Linked DNA regions of Homo sapiens: region 1 is linked to region 2. The links are chromatin loops, found by intact Hi-C in ENCODE. Cell type or tissue: pancreas. All regions are shown on one strand. Links, peaks and the distances in the headings refer to the core of each region. The heading gives the core; the rest is flanking DNA. Region 1 overlaps IWS1 (interacts with SUPT6H, CTD assembly factor 1). Region 2 overlaps MAP3K2 (mitogen-activated protein kinase kinase kinase 2).

Region 1 (10,339 bases), core at 1,662-9,661, 160 kb before region 2:
CCTCTCCATGTCCCCTGTACCTGTTTCTTTTTTGCCCTTCTGTCCTTTTTCTTTTTCTTTTTCTTTTTCTTTTTGAGACGGAGTCTTGCTCTGTCGCCCAGGTTGGAGTGCAGTGGTGCGATCTCCACTCACTGCAAGTTCCGCCTCCTGGGTTCACACCATTCTCCTGCCTCAGCCTCCCAGTTAGCTGGGACTACAGGCTCCTGCCACCATGCTCGGCTAATTTTTTGTATTTTTAGTAGAGACGGGGTTTCATCCTGTTAGCCATGATGGTCTTGATCTCCTGACCTCGTGATCCACCCGCCTCGGCCTCCCAAAGGGATTACAGGCATGAGCCATCTCCTTTTTCATTGTTTCTTCTCTCTTTTTAGCCGTCTTTCATATTTCTCTTAACATTTTTATTTTTGAGAATTGGGAACTACAATATGGCAAAGAAAATAGGTAATAAAAACTCTTAGTGGCCAATCTGCTTTGAAAGCAGAGGTTGTGTTTCCAGGGCTGTGTCCCTGTGTGCTGATGTTTCTGGTTCTGGTCCCACTTCCCCATAGGTGGAGCAGGGTTGCATATTCACTCAGGACTTGCTTCCACATTGTAGACGCTAATGAGCAGTATTAGAAAAGACATGTCCAGGAAAAGAAATGGAAATGGGTTTCCAATGAAACACTTTTTGTCTTAAGTATCATTTTTGTTTTCAAAGTTATGTAAATAAATATAAAAAATAAATAGGGTTTTTTGTTTTTTGTTTTTGTTTTTGTTTTTGAGACGGTGTCTCACTCTGTCGCCCAGGCTGGAGCATAGTGGTGCAATCTCTGCTCACTGCAAGCTCTGCCTCCCGGGTTCACACCATTCTCCCGCCTCAGCCTCCTGAGTAGCTGGGACTAGGGCAGGCGCCCACCACCACACCTGGCTAACTTTGTTTTTGTATTTTTAGTAGAGATGGGGTTTCACTGTGTTAGCCAGGATGGTCTTGATCTCCTGACCTCTAGTGATCTGCCCGCCTCGGCCTCCCAAAGTGCTGGGATTACAGGTGTGAGCCACCATGCCCGGCTAACAATTTGAGGTTTTAAATGTATTTCCAGATATGCCTTGAACTTAGTTTTTATAATTATAGAAAATGTTTAAGTACAAAGAGAAACATTATTCATGGTCCTAGCATTCAAAAGCAGTTTGATGTATTTGTTGTCTTTTTTCTACTGATAACGTTAATTAAAATTATACTAAATATCAGCCTGGACAACATAGCAAGACTCCATCTCTACCAAAAAATTAAAAAATTAGCCGGGCATGGTGGCATACATCTGTAGTCCTAGCTACTTGGGAGGGTGAGGTAGGAGAATCACTCGAGCCCAGGAGTTTGAGGCTGCAGTGAGCTAGAATCATGCCATTGCACTCCAGCCTAGGTGAGACCCTATCTCTAGAAAACACACACACACACACACGCACACGCACACACACACACACACACAGCCCAACCCCCCCACCCCACCACCCCCCGCCCCGACCAAATTATAATTTTGGTTATTTTCCTTCATTAAACCACCTAGTCGATTTATCATTTTTAATGGCTGCATAATGGTCTATCCTGAATATAATTTGCTTTTTTTTTTATTATGTATTTTCTTTCTTTGTAGAGATGGTTTCACCATCTTGCTCAGGCTGGTCTCAAGCGATCCTCTGGCCTTGACCTCCCAGCGTGCTGGGATTACGGGCGGGAGCCACCACACCCGGCCATGAATATAATGTGTTTATTCGTTCGTTTATGATTTCTGATTTTTTACTCCTAAATAATGTAGTAACCTGTGCTACATTGTATTTTTTATATGTTCATTTACTCCGTGGAATACTTCTAAAATAACAGTAAAATGACAAAGGAATGCCTATTTTTTCATGAACTTTTAAAAATACAGAAAGCATAAATAAAATTAATGCCATCTGTAATCCCACCACAACTTAATGTTAACATTTTAAATTATTTCTTTTTTTTTCATACATATGCATAGACAATTACTGGGTTTTTGTTTTGTTTTTTGTTTTTTTTTCAAGCGACATTGTGATTGTATTCTTTTATACCTTATTGGGTTTGTTTTTTACTTACCATGGTAAAAATCCATTTGAGTGAGCATTCTTGAGTGGTTTTGCATTGTGTCTTCACACAGTTGTACCATAATTGAAGCTGCTTTTGGCCTTGCTCTGGTAAAGCAGTGTAGCACACACTCTTAATTTCTAAGGAAGTGTAGCGTTCCCTTGATGAATCAGGAGAGAGATCATTGAACTTGGTGTATGAGGTACTCTGGTCTGTCTTTTCAAGCTTGGGGTAAGTAGGCATCTGCAACTACCAGTCATATATTTTGTAACCCACTGGCCCGTGTGTGCCCTGATTGCTGAGGCTAGACAGATCCATCAGGGCTTAGACAGTTAGTGAGGGTCCTGGGAGTAGGCGAAGGGAAGTCCAGTTAATGTGTGAAGCTGCTGGGAATTGTGTAGTTGGCAGAGATTTGAGCAGGTAAAGCTTCCGATGTGGACCAAGTACAAGTACTAAGATCACGGCACATCCTCTAAAAGGAAGTCAGATATTTGGGACTGTCCAGGAAATCTGGGAGATAGTGTGATGGTGGCATAGCTCTTTCTCATCTGACACTTTTTATGCTTACTCAGAGTACGAATGCCAAGTATTGAGACGATACAGAATAATATTTGAATTGAGATATTCCTAGAAAGACAGGTCAACATGGCTCTTGGTCAAGAATGACTTAGAGTTCCTTGCCTAGTGCTCAGCTGGCTTCATGTCATAGTTGAGGCTGGGTCCACAGGTGGGATAAGATTCCACCAAAGCTCACCAGGCTGGTACTGACCCCAGAGTGTCTCCCAGGCCCTACCTTATTTTAGCATTCTTTTGAATTGAGTTTCAGAGGTGATTCAGTAGTAAATGTATGGGGAGAAGAATTAGAAAAACCCATCTCTTTTTAAGCAGTCATCATTCTTAAACATCTGAATTGTTTTACAACAGAGTCAGCAAACCTTTCTAGCATTTCTAAAAGATGGCAGTTTCTTGGAGACCACATCTTTGCAAGGCAGTATTTTCAAAATATAAAATAGCCCCCAAACCAAACCTTTAAACATGAAGGGCAAATGGGTAAAGACTTAATATTCTTTTTGTGTCAAGTATACTTAATGTAAATCTAGTTGCTTGTGAAGTAGTAAAATAGTAATAGCTCCTATTATTTTGAGCACTGACTATATGTGCTCAGCCTCTGTGCTTGGATCTGACATCACTATCTCATTTCCTTCTCTCAGCAGTTCTGGAAGGAGTACCTACCCTGGGTATGCTTTGCCCAGGGTCACAGAAGTTACTGAATTAGAGCAGGGATTCACCCCAAGTGTAAAAACTCAAGAGCTCCTGCACTTAGGGGTTTACTTCACTAATCATCTAACCTCATTTATTATGCTTAAGGCTTTTTCTCAGCTGACCTGACTTTGCTTTAGGTCATTCTTTTTTATGCCAGCACTGTTTGAAAGTGCATGTCAAGCGGCTAGCTCCACATTTGGTCTTCGAAAGGGAAACGCATGCAGTTAAAACGTAATGTACATGATGGAATTGGGAGGATCATAGTCTCAGTTTCCCCCCCCCTTTCTCCCATCTAGGAGACCTCCATGGACTGCAGCAAAATTAAAAATAAAGCACAGACAACAGAATTATTCTTCACTGAGAGAGTTTAATATGCGTTTCTAACACCATCTATACTTGCTTTGTTGTTCTTGAGGTCATCAACACACATTCTGGTTATTCCAGAGCTAGAAGCTCTTCTGGTTGCTAACTCAGTTATAAGAAGATGAAAGACATAACTAGACTTACGTATTTCAGTAGTTTGCTCTTTAATTTTTCCCTTACTCTTAGTTTCAGGCGACCTCCAAGAAGGGTATCAGTCGACTGGATAAACAGATGAGAAAGTTCACAGATATAAGGAAAAAAAGCAGATCTGCACACGCAGTGAAAATCAGCATTGAGGGCAACAAAATGCCATTGTGACCTTGCCTGGAATGTGTCCCCATCTCTACTCTAAGAAATGCGCAATGGACTCTTTGGAGAAAGAAGATATTTTAAAACATTTTTAGTGTGTCTGTAAATGGTTCAGCGTGTATCAGATGTTGTCATAGGACTCACATTTCTCTCAGTTATATTTAAAACCGTTGTGTACTTTGTACAAAGGAATACTAGTCATACTTCTATAAACTTTACACAATAAAATTTCATTCTGGTTTTTGGGGGGCTGTCTCTTCATTTCTTAGAGGATACATTCTTAATAGGGGCAAAGATTGTTTCTTGTTGTGTGGGAAAAAATCTTATGATATTATAGGGGTTTGTGACCCTTAGAGGTTCAATCCTCCCTCATTGTGGTATAATGAGGAATTTGTGTGGCCTTTGCCCCTGGTTGCTGACAAGGAATGTCTAAAACACTTGTGGTTTCCTGAGTGATAGAGCGTCTCTTGTTATGCTAACGAGGTGACTGTATGGTGGGCTTTAGGGTGGAGGCTGGTAACCAGAAACAGCTACTACAGAGGGTTGGGCCAGCAGGACCCGGGAGATTGAGACGCAGTCAGTGACCTGTTTGATTTAATCAACCATGCCTGCCAAATGGGACCTGATGAAGAGCTCTGGACCCCACAGCTCAATGACGCTTCTTGGTTGGTGAAAGCATTGGTGTGCTGGGAGGGAGAGGATTCCCCTCCATGAGGACAGGGGCACAGAAGCTCTGCCTTCCCTCCCAGACCTTCCCTTATGTATCCCTTCATTTGACTGGCCCTCCTAATTCATATCTTCTGTAGTAAAACTAATCATAGTGTTTTCTAGGGAAGGATAGTGCTTTCCTGAGTTCTGTGAGTCATTTCAGCAAGTTCTTAAACCTGAGAGGTTTATGAGAACCCCAAATTTGTAGCTGGTCAGAAGCGACAGTAGCCTGGATGCCTCACTTGTGGCTTGCATCTGAAGTGGGGGCAGTATTGTGGAGGACTGACCTCTTAAACCCGTGGAGTCTGATGCCAGCTCTGGGTGTGTCGTATCAGAATTGAATTGCAGTACCTCAGTTGGGGTGGAAATGGAATACCAACAAAATCTTATTAATGTGTTTCTCTTATTTGGGATAATTATTTTGATTTTCATTTTTCTCTGGGATGGGGGCTTATAACAGAGAAAAGATCAAGAAATACTACTGTCTTCAAGGAAATATGGATATAACTGAAAATCACTATGCCGAAAGCTTAGAGCAGTTGAGCAGTTAGAGGAGAGAGAAAAATTATAGCTTGTAGCTATGTTTCTTGTTGCTCTATTTTTGTGATAATAGTCTCTATAGACTTAATTATGAGAGGTCTCTTAAGGTCAAGATGACGAGGCCCAAGAACGTTTTATCAACTAGATTATTTTAATTTCAGAAATCCTATTCTGATACGGATTGGCACCTTGATCTTCAGAAACACATAAAACTACTTTTGGCCAAAAAAGCCTTTGAACAGCTAAAATAATGAAGTTTAGATACTAAAACACTGCTCACAAGAAACTCTCAAACTATTTACTTCCAGCAAACGCAGAAGCACAGTGGGATATAGTGCTTTGTAAAAAGCAGGTGCATAAAGGCATTAGAAGGTAATAGCTAGCCACTAGATGGAGACAAAAACCTAAGCTTTTCTGCAATGTTTCATACAAATACCCTCAAAAACACTTGAGAAGGAAAAAGCAGAGGCATCTAGTGAAGCCTTACACTGATCATTAAAAAATAAATTTGAAACAAAGACAACAAAGGTTGTATTTAAGAAAGATTTTTAAGTTACACAATTTTGTCATTTAATGGGGTAAGCTCCAATTACCTGAAAATTTCACTATTACAGGGTAAAACTTTAACGATGTTGGCAAGTAAAAAGTTTTAAACCATACCCGGGGAATTCAAAATGGTAAGAGATTCTCCTGTACTGTGTTTGAAGGAAAAAATTAGTTTCTATATAAATGATCCTTGGTGTTGGTTTTATGGCAGCTCAAACCTAGCTGGCCAGAAAAACCTTTAATTTTGAAGATATTTCCAATTTATAGTAGTTGCAAAAATAGTAAATAAACTCCGGTATACTCACTGATATTTACCAAGTGTTAACGTTTTGCCACGTCATTGACTCTGTCATCTTGTATATGCATAGAGCTATTTTTGCAGACTCAGAGTAACTTGCCGACAACTTGCCCCTTGAGCCCCAAATACTTCAGCATATTTCTTCCAAGAACATAGACTTTAGTTTTGTCCCAGAATTGATGATACTAACTTTGACAACTTGGCTATGATGATACAGAGTTGTGGGGGATTTTGTTTGTTTTTTAAGAGATGGGTTCTTACTGTGTCGCCCAGGCTGAAGTGCAGTGGTGTGATCCTAGCTCCCTGCAGCCTTGAACTCCCAGGCTCAAGCAATCTTCCTGCCTCAGTCTCCTCCCAAGTGGCTGGGACTATAGGCATGCACTCTCATGCTTGGCTTTTTTTCTTCCCCTTCCGGTTTTAAGATTTACTATCTTAAACAGTTTTACCGCTCAGTGGCATTGAGTATGTTCACAATGTATCGCCATCACCACCATTCATCTTCAGAAATCTTCTCATCTTGCAAAATTTTAACTCTACCTATCAAAGAACTCTCCTTCCTCCCCCAAGCTCTTGGCAACCACCATTCTACTTTCTGTCTCTTACGAGTTGTCTGTTCTAGGTACCTCATATAAGTGGAATCATACATTTGTCTTTTTGCGACTGTCTTATTTCACTTGGTATAATGTCCTCAAGGTTTGTCCATGTGTCCAAATTTCCTTGCATTTTAAGGTTGCATAATATTCCAGTGTGTGTATATACCACATTTTGTTTGTCCATTCATCTGTCAATGGACACTTGGGTTGCCTCCACCTTTGGCTATTGTGAATAACGCTGCTGTGATCATGGGTGTACAAGTATTTGTTCAAGACCTTTTTTTCTTCACTTTTAGAGATATTAAAAAACAACCATTTTTTTTTCCAATTCTTTTGGTTATATACCTAGAAGTAGAATTGCTAGATCATATGGTAATTCCATTTTAAATTTGTTTAGAAAGTGCCATACATACACTTTCCATAAGGGGCTACACAATTTTATATTCCCACCAATAGTACACAAGAGTTCCAATTTCTCCATATGCTTGCTAACACTTGTTATTTTTATTTTTTGATGGTAGCCATCCTAAGTGATGTGAGGTGGTATCTTGTGATTTTAGTTTGCATTTCCCTAATGATAGTGATGTAGAGCATCTTTTAATGTACTTTTTGACCATTTATATATCTTCCTTGGAGAAATGTCTATTCAAGTCATTTGCCCAGTTTTATATTGGGTTGTTTGGTGTGAGTTGTAGGAGTGCTTTGTGTACTCATGTTAATGCTTTATCAGCTATATGATTTGCAAATACTCTCTTTCATTCTTTAGATTGCCTTTTCACTCTTGATTGTGTTCTTCGTTGCACACATTTAAATTTTGCTGTATCTCACTTTTTTCTTTTATTGCCTGTGCTTTTGGTGTCATATCAAAAAAATTATTGCCAAATTCAATATTATGAAGCTTTTACCCTATAATTTTGTAAGTTTAGTTCTTATGTTTAGGTCTTTGATCCATTTCTAGTTGATTTTTTGTATGTTGTGTAAAATAAGGTTCCAACTTTATCCATTTGCATATGGATATCAAGTTTCCCCAGCAACATTTACTGAAAAAAACTTATTTTCCCCATGGAATGGTCTTGCAAGTCTTTTCAAAAATCATTTGACCATATGTGTAAGAGTTGATTTCTGGACTTTCTTCTTTTCCATTGGTCTGCATGTTGCAATATAGAACTGTCTGTGTGTCTGTCCCCACTGAAGTCAGGACGTGTGAGTCTTCCAACTTTGTTGTTTTTCAAGATTGTTTTGGCTATTTGAGATTTCATGTGAATTTTAAAATGGATTTTTCTATATATGCAGTAAACATTATTGGTATTTTGTTAGGAATTGCATTGAATCTGTAGAGGTGCTCTGGGTAGTATTGACTTCTTAACAATATTAAGTCTTTGAATCATGACCATGGAATATCTTCATTTATTGGTGTCTTCTTTAATTTCCTTAATGTTTTGTAGTTTTCTTTTCCTTTTTTCCTTTTCTTTTTCTTTCTTTCTTTTCATTCTTCTTTTTGATTCAGATTCTCCCTTTGTTGTCCAGGCTTGTCTCAAACTCCTGGCTTCAAGCAGTCTTCCCACCTCAGCTTTCCAAATAGCTAGGACTACAGGTGTGTGCCACCATGCCCGGATAATTTTTTTTGTAGAGTTGAGGTCTTGCTATGTTGCCCAGGCTGCTCTTCAACTCCTGGCCTCAAGCGATCCCCCTGCCTTGGCCTCCAAAGTGCTAGGATTACAGATGTGAGCCACCATGATGGCCTGTAGTTTTCAATGTAGAAGTCTTTCGCCTCCTTGGTTAGGTATATTCCTAAGTATTTTATTGTATTTGATGCTATCATAATTTGTTTTCATAAGTTCCTTTTAGGATTGTTCATTGTTAACATGTAAAAATGCGACTGATTTGTATTGATTTTTGTATCCTGCAGCTTTTCTGAATTTGTTTATTCTAACAGTTTTGTTTGGCTTTGGGGGTGTTTTGTGGACTCTGGGCATTTCTACATGTAATATCATGTTGTCTGCAAACAGATAATTTAATTTCTTTCCAGCTTGGATGGCTTTTTAGTTTCCTTTTTATGCCTAATTGTTTTGGCTAAGATTTCCAGTACTATGTTGAACAGACGTGGTAAAAGTGGGCATTCTTGTCTTGTTTCTGATAAAAAGCTTTCAGTCCTGAGTATGAGTATGATATTAGCTGTGGGCTTTTCATATATGACATTTATTATGTTGAGTTTCCTTCTGTTCCTTGTTTGTAGAGTGTTTTTTTTTAAATCATGAAATGGTGTTGGATTTTGTTAAATGTCTTTTCTGCATCAATTGAGATGATCATGAGTTGTTTTCTTCATTCTGTTAATGTGGTGTATTATATTGATCGATTTATATTTGTTGTTGTTGAACCATCCTTGCATTTTGGGAATAAATCCTTCACGGTCATGGGGTGTAATTCTTTTAGTGTGCTCTTGAATTTTCTTTGCTAGTATTTTGTTGAGGATTTTTGCAACATATTTATCAGGGATATTGGTCTGTAGTTTTAGTGCCTTTGGTTTTGGTATCAGGATAATACTGACTTCATAGTTTGGAGTTTGGAAGTGTTTCTCTTCAATTTTTTGAAGTATGAGGAAGATTGGTATTCTTTTTTAAATGTTTGGTAGAGCTCACCAGTAAGGCCATCTGGTCCTGAACTTTTGTTCATTGGGTGTTTCCTTACTAGTTATAGATCTGTTCAGATTTTTATTTTTTCATGATTTAGAGTTGGTAGGTTGTGTTTCCAGGAATTTAATTTGTCCGTTTTGTCTAGGTTATCCAACTTGGTGGCATACAGTTGTTCATAGTAGTGTTTTATAATCCTTTTTGTTTCTGTAAAATGGGTCATAATGTCCTCGCATTTGAGTCTTCTCTTTTTCTTCACCTAGCTAAAAGTTTGTCAATTTTGTTGATATTTCTGAGGAACCAGCTCTTGTTTTCTTTGATTTTTTTTTCTCTTTTTTTGTATTCTCTGTTATGTTTATCTCTGCTCTAATCTTTATTATTTCTTTCCTTTTGCTTGCTTTGTGTTTAGTTTGTTCTTCTTGTTCTTTAAGGTATAAAACTAGGTTGTTGATTTGAGATCTTAAAATTTGAGCATTTGTAGATACAAATTTCTTTCAGCATTGCTTTTGTTGCATCCCATAAGCTTTGGTGTTTTTATTTTCATTGTCTCAAGTTATTTTCTTATTTCCCTTGTGACTTCTTCCTTGACCCATTGGTTGTTTAAGAATGTACCATTTGATTTCCACATATTTGTGGATTTTAGGGTTTTCTTTCTGCTATGGATTTCTAATTTTATTCCATTGTGATTAGAAAGCTACTTTATATAATTTCAGTCTTTTCAAATGTTTTAAGACTTACTTGTGGCCTAATAGCCTGTCCCAGCGAATGTTCCATATACTCTTGAGGAATATGTGTATTCTGCTTATTGTTGGGTGGTATGCTTTTTGTCTATGTGTTAGGTCCAAATGGCCTATCATGTTGTTCAAGTCCTCTTTTTGAGACAGGGTTTCACTTCTGTCACCCAGGCTGGAGTGAAGTGGTGCGATCTTGGCTCACTACAACCTCTGCCTCCCAGGCTCAAGTGATTCTCCTGCCTTAGCCTGTCAAGTAGCTGGGACTATAGGCG
Region 2 (10,339 bases), core at 1,716-9,715:
ATTGATCTATTTTCAGGTTCACTGATTCTTTCCTCAGCCTTGTTGCATCTATTTATGATCCTGTTGAAGGAATTCTTAACTTCTGTCATTGTTTTTCATTTCATGCATTTTCATGTGACTCATTCCTGTAGTTTCCATCGCTCTGTTCACCATCTGTTCATGCATGTTGTCTACCTTTTCCATTAGAACCTTTAACATGTTAGTCATAGTTATTTTAAATTTCCCTTCTGAACCTCCTGAGTCTGGTTGTATTAATTGCTTTCTCTTTTGATTTTTTTTGGAAGGGTTGCTTTTTTGTGTCTTATCATTTTACATTGAATGCCAGATATCATGTATAGGATAAGGGAGGAGGTAAATAGAATGTATGCCTGGAAATAGGCACAGCTCTTCTTCTGCTAGGCCGTTACTGTGAGGAGCTAAGTCAATCAGTCTAGTTAGGAGTTGAGCTGGGTTTGGATTTTGTTGTTGTCATGGTCTCTGTGCACCACTGACTTTAAATTCTTCTAATTACCTTGTGCTGGTTTCCTAAAGGGATTTTCTCAATGGTCCTGCTCCATCAGCTTTTTTTTTTTTTTTTAATTTGAGATGGAGTTTCACTCTTGTTGCCCAGGTTGGAGTGCAGTGGCGCGATCTCAGCTCACCGCAACCTCCCCTTCCCGGGTTCAAGCGATTCTCCCGCATCAGCCTCCCGAGTAGCTGGGATTGCGGGCATCTGCCACCACACCTGGCTATTTTTCTTTTTCTTTTTTTTTTTTTTTTTTTTTTTTTTTTGTATTTTTAGTAGAGATGGGGTTTCACCACATTGGCCAGGCTGGTCTTGAACTCCTGACCTCAGGTGATCTGTCCGCCTCGGCCTCCCAAAGTGCTGGGATTACAGGTGAGCCACTGCGCCCAGCCTTGGCCTTTCTTTTGTGCCTACTTCTCAGAGAGGGAGGATCTCTCCATGGCCTTGTCATGCTCTCAGTAAGTGGATTGCTGTTACTTGCCAGCCTAGGAGAGGGGAGGCAGACTAGAGGGTTCTGTGTTGTCCTATCCAGCTTCAGTCTTAGGCAGGCTTTATCTCCTCAGTTCTCAGAGATGGGCTTGCCCACCTTCCGGGAGTAGGAGTGCTCTAATGATCAGGGTCACAGAAGGTTTCCAGCCTCAGCCTCTCTCTCAGGGGTAGGGTTTTTTTTTTTTTTTTTTTCTTTTGCATTCCCCTAGCCTCAGTGGGTCTTTAACTGTAATGCAGGGGTGACAGGGTTTGCTGCTTTCTCCAGCGGCTGAAGGCTCTCGTTTCTTAGGGGAAAAGGGTTTGGAAGGACTTTCTGCGTTTCCCACAACAGTGGGCCATTCCCCTTTTCCAGGCCTTGACCACCAAGGGAGGCTTTCCCTGGTGTCTCCTGCTCCTATGAGTGCATGGTAGAGGTCCACAGAAAAGACTTAGAGCAGGTGTGAGCTCACCTGTGTCTAGATCTCCCAAGGGTTCAATACTCTCATGCCAGCCCACATTTGTTTAAAATGGAGGTGAATTCTTCCTTGCTTGTGTGGGTCTTTGTCTGTGCTTTGCCACAAGTGAGCCAGTGCTTCTGTTCTGTCTCTCCTTGGAGGTACCACTTTTTCCTTAGATTTCAGGTTAGTTGGTTGCCCTGCAATCTTAGTTTTTTGATATGTGTTCAACAAAAGTTAAATTTTGTAGATTACCCAGATTTCTCTTGTTGTTTGGATGGGAATGATACTCTTTCCAGCTTTCTACATTGTAGGTGGAGGCTGAAAAACTAAGTACAAATATTACTGCAGTGAAGAATAGAAATGGTGCATCTTACAGTCTTTGGAATGTTAGATTGAGTGAAAGAAAGATGCTGTCACATGTGTAATTAGGAAAACAATTTCAGAAAAAAATGAGTCTTGGGATATGAATCTCTTTTTGATTTAGGATTTGTAGAAAATTGACGAAAGAGAAAAATTTGAAAGACGGTAACTGTGAATTTGGATAATCATAATTTTTCCTTATATCCAAGTACATTCAATGAAGGATGTCACTAATGCAGTATGCTCATTTAGTTATTAACCATTTATTTGTGTGCTGTTTGATATTTCACTTTAAGAAAGTGTTCTTTTTCAGCACCTCGAGCTCCGACCAACTGGAGATTGGGCAAACTGCTTGGCCAAGGAGCCTTTGGAAGGGTCTACCTCTGTTATGATGTTGATACAGGAAGAGAATTGGCTGTTAAGCAAGTTCAATTTGACCCCGATAGTCCTGAGACCAGCAAGGTAAAAATCACTGCACAAATTACTTTGTCACATTATAAGAAACTTTATTCATTATTATTTTTTAACATTAAGCCCCTTCCATTCTAAATAAGAAGCATTTTTTTTCAAAAAAAAAAAAAAGCAGTTTTCTTTAGTATAAATTATTTGTAAAACAGATTAGATATGTTTGTCTATTTTTTAATATGGATTTTTCTTTTTTAGTACTTCAGTTATAATCCTAATCTGAGTCAGTGTTGCTTTAGCATATCATCAAGGACTGTTTAAAAAGTTATTGGTTAGAGACTTTCAGATGTTTATTACTTGGGAACTAAAATTTTCAGAATGAAATCACCTTGATGGTCCATGAAGTTAGAATTTTTTGCTTTTACTGACATTGTTGAAGACTTAACAATGAATTCTCTCTTTCAGGAAGTAAATGCACTTGAGTGTGAAATTCAGTTGCTGAAAAACTTGCTACATGAGCGAATTGTTCAGTATTATGGCTGTTTGAGGGATCCCCAGGAAAAAACACTTTCCATATTTATGGAATATATGCCAGGGGTAAGTTAGTACATCTTTTTGAAAATACACATTCTATTTAAAATTTTAGTTAATAAAAGAAAAACAACAAAAACGTAGATTATAAAATGTTAACCCTAGTTAAGGACATTTTGGAAGAGTTTTAAATTAGAGCTGAGTAGTATTTTCTATCCTCTTCCTCTGTCTTTGTATTTTTTAACTCATTAATGATAAAAGTATTCTCAAGTAGGTTACAGACATCTTAGCAGCCCATCTTCAGATTTCCTTAAATGCCCTAAAATGCCCTTTATAGCTGATATATTCACACCAAGTTCCAGTCTATACATACATTTAATTGTTATGCCCCTTAATTATCTCTCTCTTCTTAAACAATTTTTTATAATTCTTAAAAAGAAGTAGAGACAAGGTCTCACTCTGTTACCTAGGCTGGTTTCAAACTCCTGAGCCCAAGTGATTCTTCTGCCTTAGCCTCCCAAAGTGCTAGGATTACTATCTAGAGCAGTCAATTTGTACATGATATAGATTTGACAAAGAGAAGAGGATAGCCTGTTAAGAGTCTTCACTCTCAGGATCTGGAAGAATTTGAAAAAAAAAAAAAAAAATTCTCATGGATTTCTCTAGTAGCATTCTTGTGGATTTTGTTTTTTTGTTTTAAATTTTTTATAATTTTAGTTATATGGAATGCTTTACAAATTTGCGTGTCATCCTTGCACAGGGGCCGTGCTAATCTTCTCTGTATCGTTCTAATTTTAGTATATGTGCTGCCGAAATGAGCATGCGGATTTTAATTTGTTTCTTTATCCCTTTTTTACTATAAACTCCAAGTTAGATCTGAGGTCTAAATTAGATTCACATTCAGCCTTTTTTATCTGATACGTCATAGATGAAGCTGTGTACTTTATGTTGCATCCTATCAGGAGCCAATTTCTGGTTATTCCACTGTAGCAATGCAAAGAGCTACCATTAGATGAGGATGATTGACATATTGAGTCCTGCATTGTAAAGTTTTGTTTTTTCCTGCACACCAGAAAGTAATATGAGGTATAGCAGTGGCACATAGGAATAGCCTGTTCCTTTTCAGCCATCCACCTAATGTTTTTAGCACTGATTGATAGTCATCACTAGAGTCTATAATTTCATTAGGAGTTATAAAATGTGATTTGTGACATCTGTCATTATATAGAGTACATCTAGTATTAATGATTTTCAAGGTGGTGATTAATATGTTTACTTATTTAAAAATACATGCATTTCCATAATTTTTATTTGTTTAATTTTGAGATGGAGTTTCGCTCTTGTTGCCCAGGCTGAGCAATGGCACGATCTCAGCTCACTGCAACCTCCGTCTCCTGGGTTCAAGCAATTCTCCTGCCTCAGCCTCCCGTGTAGCTGGGATTACAGGTGCATGCCACCACACCCAGCTAATTCTTGTATTTTTAGTAGAGACGAGGTTTCACCATGTTGGCCAGGCTGGTCTCAAACTCCTGACCTCAGGTGATCCCGCCTGCCTCGACCTCCCAATGTCGTGGGATTGCAGGCATGAGCCATTGCTCCTGGCTACAATTTTTATTTTTTGAGAAGGAGTCTTGTTTTGTTGCCTAGACTGGAGTGCAGTGGTGCGATCTCGGCTCACTGCAACTTCCACCTCCTGAATTAAATCAATTCTCCTGCCTCAGCCTCCTGAGTAGCTAGGTTACAGGCACCTGCCACCATGCCCAGCTAATTTTTTATATTTTTAGTAGAGACGGGGTTGGCTAGGCTGGTCTCGAACTCCTGACCTCAGGTGATCTGCCCGCCTCAGCCTCCCAAAGTGATGGTATTACAAGCGTGAGCCACCACGCCCAGCCGATGCCTGGCTAATTCTTGTATTTTTAGTAGAGATGGGGTTTCACCCTGTTGGCCAGGCTGGTCTTGAACTCCTGACCTCAGGTGATCTGCCTTCCTCACTCAGCCTCCCAAAGTGCTGGGATTACAGGTGTGAGCCACTGTGCCTGGCCTATTCTGTATAATACTACAAGTAGAGACACAGTAGACTGAACAAACAAGCCGTGCTGAACTGTAGGTGTGAGTAGTTGACTGGCCACACTTGCCGCTTTCCATATGTGTGTTTGCAAATTTGGGTCCACAGAATTGCAAAATGCTCTCCCTCCAAGGATGGCTCATAAACAGTGGAAAGGACAAATGGTTAAATCTGTAAAATCCAAGGATTTACTTTCATATGACAGAGTACACCGTTTACCAAAATTCAAGGAAAAGCAGAAACATTTGGATGTATTTTCCTGTCAAAAAAGAGATTTGTCCCTCAGGAAGCATTTTATTTCTGTCTTTTAAAGGGATTATTAATCAAACTTATACATTGGAATCACTAGGGAAGTTTTCAAAATTCAAATACCTATTCCTCACTTCAGACTGATTCAGCTTTCTCAGAGATGGCACCTTATCCTGCCCTAAAAAACACTTAAGAAAATCTATTCTCCTTTTGTGTATGTTCTCATGTTTCGAACTTGAGTGTTGAGTATATAAAGAAAAAAACTTTAAAATCTCTGTGTTCTTTCTAGTTACACCCATTCCTTTTTCTGAGAAAATCAGCAGATGTCAATAAAATACTTTAAAAACAGAATAAGAACAAAATAAGTAAAATTCAAGTAGGACATGCTTAGACGAGTGAGATGAGAATTCCTGCCCTCTTTACTGATAAAGATTTAATAGCAGTTTTCATTTCAAACCATATACAGTAGTTTTTATTTTTGTTTTCTTTTCTCCTAGGGTTCAATTAAGGACCAATTAAAAGCATATGGCGCTCTTACTGAGAATGTGACTAGGAAATACACCCGTCAGATTCTGGAGGGTGTCCATTATTTGCACAGTAATATGATTGTCCATAGAGATATCAAAGGTAAGTAATGAGGTATTTTCTATTTTAAGTACACAGTTCTTAGTGAATGTGAATGAAACAAGTGATGTGGGTAAGACATTTAACATTAATTCATCTGTCTCTGAAATACTACAGGGAAACAGTTCTCTTGCTTTCTTATGGACTCTGTCAGTGTTCTATCACACCAGTCCTGTCTCCACAAATGGGTAGCTCTACTGTGGGGGCTCACAGAACCAGTAAAGTTTAAGAGACCATACAAGTGAGATCATGTTTTCATACATATTGCATAGGTATTAGGATAGATTGGCTAAGAGTAGGATCCCTGCTGCCAGATGGCCTGATTCAAATTTGGGCTTTTATCCACACCGTGTGGCCTTGGACAAGTTACTCAGTCTCTCAGTTCCTCATTCTTAAATGATGGAGATAATAGTATCCAGCTCATAGGATTCTTGTAAGGAGTAAATGAGTTAATGCATGCAATATGCTTTAATTTAAACTCGGAGGAATGGGTGTCACTACCGAGGGAAAGAATGAAGAGAAGCGAAGAAAAGAGCCCCAAACTGAGCTTTGATGAACCCCAACTATGTCAAACTGACTTTAAAACTCAAAAACTCAGCTGTTTGCAGGGATAAAGGATGTAGGTAAATGCATAAAGTCACACAAAAGCAAGTGGTGGGGATAGGTGCAATTTAAGAATGCTTCAAAATCTATACTACAAAACATACCTGGAGGTTTAGTCCTGTAAAGGTAGGTTGTGGCCCCAAATTTAGACATCACTTTATAAATCAATCAATAAAAATAATGAATAGCAGCATGATGGTGCATGACTGTAGTCCCAGCTACCTGGGAGGCTGAGGCAGGAGGATCGCTTGAACCCAGGAGTTCAAGTCCAGCCTGGGTAATGTAGCGAGACCCCATCTGTTAATAAATAAACAGTCATGTGCCACATAATGATGATTCCACGTCATTATGGACCACATTTACAACAGTGGCTATACTATATAGACTAGGTGTGTAGTAGGCTATACCATTTAGGTTTGTGTAAATACACTCTATGATGTTTGCATAATGACAAAATTGCCTAAAAATGCATTTTTCAGAATGCATCTCCATCATTAAGCAATGTATTACTGTAAATGTGTATGTGTACACGTTTGTATTTGCATGTATAAAGATATTACTCATTGGTCTTGCTGGGGACTCTTACGAGCTCCCAGGCTTTCACTTCCCCTTTGAGGTGTGGCACGTCCTAATTATGGCCATATTCAGACCAACAAGAACATTCCTAACCAGTTCCTGGTGATAGAGTAGAATGCAGAATGCCTAAGCCAGATCACCTGTACTAGAGTGGGACTTAGAGTAAGTCTGAAAAGATGGGGACATTGCTCATGATCTACGCATCTTAGGCAGACCTCCCTTGTTAAGTACGAAACCTGATAGCTTGAAGAACCTCATAGAGAAGTTATTCAGTTAGGAATAATGTCCATTCAAGCCAGCTTCTCGTTAGCCCTCATAATGAGGCAAGGCAAAGGAACTGAGGGAGCTACCCGCCGAGTGGATCTTCTTCAAACTTTGCCAGAAGTGATGAGCCATCCTGGTCAAAAGAGAAGGCTGGAAGTAAGCTGATTTTAAAGCATAGGGCAAATATATTGATAAGAGAATAAATGTAAAATATAAAATTGGATGTGCAATATGATCTTAAGTTTGTAAAATTCAAGTATGACCTAGAAGGAAAATTTCCATATGATTGATGGTGGTTATCATCAAGTGGCAGGATGAGTGATGGTCGTTTTTATTTTTTTTTTTTTTAAGAGAGATTCACTCTTGTTGCCCAGGGCTGGAGTGCAATGGGGAGATCTCGGCTCACCACAACCTCCGCCCCCACCCTGGGTTCAAGTGATTCTCCTGCCTCATCTTCCCTAGGAGCTGGGACTACCAGCATGTGCCATCACACCCGGCTAATTTTGTATTTTTAGTAGAGACGGGGTTTCTCCATGTTGGTCAGGCTGGTCTCGAACTCGCAACCTCAGGTGATCCACCTGCCTCGGCCTCTCAAAGCGCTGGGATTACAGGCGTGAGCTACCGTGCCCGGCCTTTGTTTGTTTTTTTATTTTGAGTCAGGGTCACCCTCTGTCACCCAGGCTAGAGTACAGTGGTGCTGTCATGGCTCACTGAAGCCTCAACCTCTTGAGCTCAAGCAGTCCTTTCACCTCAGCCTCCTGAGTAGCTGAGACTACAGGCACACACCACCATGCCCAGTTAATTAAATTTTTTTTTGTAGAGATAGGGTATTGCTATGTTGCCAAGCTCCTATATACTTTTTCTGTATTTCTCAAATTTCCATGAGCAACTTTTAAATCGTAAGAGAAAAGGAAGATAGTTGATTGGTTTTCAATTTAGACCCGTGAAGTCATAATGAAACCTAGGATGAAAATTAATTGATTATATTGCTAGGGAACCAACTCATTATTTCAAGAACTAGTTGCTCTTCTGCCTTTGTTTTTGTTCCGTTTGTTTTACAAACTAGACCACTGAAGATGAAATTAATGGATGAAAGGAAACTTATCTTCATAGAAGTATTTTGGCTAACAAGCGGAGAAAGAATAATGAACAGATATTGCATTAAACATTAATAGCTGCTGATATCACTTAAATAGAGACTGTCTAGAATACAGCATCATCTATCTAGTTTTGTTCCTCAGTCCCCCAGAAATTGAACCTGAATCTGATCACGCCTCCAAATTCGGTTACAGAATTATGTAATATACATATAGGACAGATGAGCATGTTAAAATGATTCTTTGGGACGCAGTCAGCAAAATCTAGACCATGAGAAAGCTATAGGCAAACAACTTAGTTTCTTCATAAGTTGCAAAGAAAAAAGAAAAGGAGATTGGAGGGAACTTTAGGAAAGACTTAGAAGATTTATCAGTGACTCCCAATGTATGGACTTCATTTGGATTCTAGTTTTTTTTAATGTAACAAATTGAACACCGACTATATATTTGATAATATTAACAATTTATTGTTCATCCTCTTGGGTGTGATAAGAGTCCTTATCTTTGAAAGATATGTACTGAACCATTTGTTGATCATGACATCTTGAATTTGCTTCAAATCCTAGAGAGGGGAGGGGGAGTGGTTGGCAGTATGGCTGGGGCAGGATTGTCCAGATGGATGTTGAGGCTGGGTGATGGCTGCGCATGCTGCTCTACCTTTGTGTATGTCTGAAAAGTCTCCTTAATAACTTATTTTTAACATGTCCAAAATAAGTTTTTAGAAACTTCTGTTGGAGCCTGGCTACCCGTTTTCTCCTCCGCCCTTCTTGTGGATAAGCATTGGTTCAATATTGGTGATTCCGCCCCAGAGACAGCTTCCCCTGTCTGTGACCTGCCTTGGACTGTTCCTTCCCCTATCAGAGCCCTGCTTGTAGCCAGTAAAAAATGGGCTTTGTTGTCCTTCCACTGGTTAAGTATTCTAGAGACGGTGGCTTTTTTGACATTCCTTCTTAAAGTACTGGATGGTAGGAAATGTTAGACAGTGCTCTTTCAGAAGATCACTAATGTCATGGCATGTTTACACTTAAGGTGTGCAGAGAATGGACCCTGGACTCTCCTCTGGAGAGAGGCTTTAGGGAACCATCATTGACTAGACTGGGGAATTTGCTGGTAGAACAGAAAGACAGGTACAGAAGCCCCGTGATAGGGGTGGGGTCTCTTTATCCTCTCCAGTCTGTAAGGTAGCTTTTCTCCACTATTCAGTCTCCTTCTTAGAGACCGTTTTTTAAGAAAAGGGTAAGAGAACCAAGAAAATGAATCTTTGTAATATAAAATATGGTTAAGGTTATGGAAGAGTTAAAAATAAGAATTGAAGTAAAATTTTAAAATTAGATAATAAAATAAATGGCTTATTTAAGAATAGGTAAAGAAAAAGTTAAAAATGAGAAGGTCCAAAGTAATGAGGGCTATGTGGAAAAAAATGAGAAGAGAAATGATTTATAAAAGACGGAAACTAGATTTATAATCCCAGAAAAAATAGAGTTTTTAAAATGATAAGAGTGAAAATAGAGAATAAAAAACAAGTGAGCCTAGTGCCCAAGCTTGGTTTTTTGTTTTTGTTTTTTTGAGACAGGGTCTCACTTTATCACCCAGGCGGGAGTGCAGTGGCATGATCTCAGTTCACCGCAGCCTTGGCCCTCTGGGCTTAAGCGATCCTTCAGCCTCAGCCCCCAAGTAGCTGGGACTGCAGGCACATGCTACCATGCCCAGCTAATTTTTTTGTATTTTTTTGTAGAGATGGTGTCTCACCACGTTGCCTAGGCTGGCCTTGAATTCCTGAGCTCAAGCGATCCACCCACCTTTGCCTCCCAAAGTGCTAGGAGTACAGGTGTGTGCCACTGCACCTGGCCAATATCTTGTTTTTTTAATACCATTCTCCACTAAAAGGAACCAGGCCTCCTTGAGAAATGGCTGATTCTAGCACTGGTGCAGGAAATATACAAGATGAGCCTGGAGCATCTTCAAATGCCAGAAAGCAAGAAAGTGCTCCAAAACAAAAGCCAAGGATACAATGATGGGGGTATGGCAAAGGGACACAGAGTCAGTGGAAAGAACTCCAGTGGCTGAAACTGATAAATAGCAGGCAAATAAAGTAGTACTGGATTATAACCCAGTGTATAAAACAAATATCCAT

Evidence for each region. A loop is a pair of places that touch in the nucleus more often than their neighbours do. Peaks named below come from ENCODE experiments on the same cell type or tissue, not always from the same donor. Only the 100,000 strongest peaks of a DNase experiment are listed, where the experiment ranks them.
Region 1: a loop joins it to region 2, with 3 times the contacts of the local background. A loop is called at or near these places in 95 of 110 quality-filtered maps.

Annotation. Positions count from the first base shown.
Region 1 is chr2:127,474,732-127,485,070 of GRCh38, reverse strand. IWS1 (interacts with SUPT6H, CTD assembly factor 1) reads left to right here. Exons shown (of 14, transcript NM_017969.3): 14 at 3,896-4,259. The coding sequence ends at 4,027. Among named protein-coding and RNA genes, the nearest start is that of IWS1, 47 kb to the left of the region's middle. RefSeq lists an enhancer at 4,313-5,264. In pancreas, for the core only: a CTCF peak has its summit at 5,664 (motif pointing right); no DNase peak of the experiment used is centred there.
Region 2 is chr2:127,310,083-127,320,421 of GRCh38, reverse strand. It overlaps MAP3K2 (mitogen-activated protein kinase kinase kinase 2), which reads left to right. Exons shown (of 17, transcript NM_001371910.2): 13 at 2,105-2,253; 14 at 2,662-2,793; 15 at 5,539-5,668. It also overlaps the pseudogene RNU6-1147P. Among named protein-coding and RNA genes, the nearest start is that of ERCC3, 21 kb to the right of the region's middle. In pancreas, for the core only: no CTCF peak of the experiment used is centred there; no DNase peak of the experiment used is centred there; H3K27ac peaks cover 597 bases.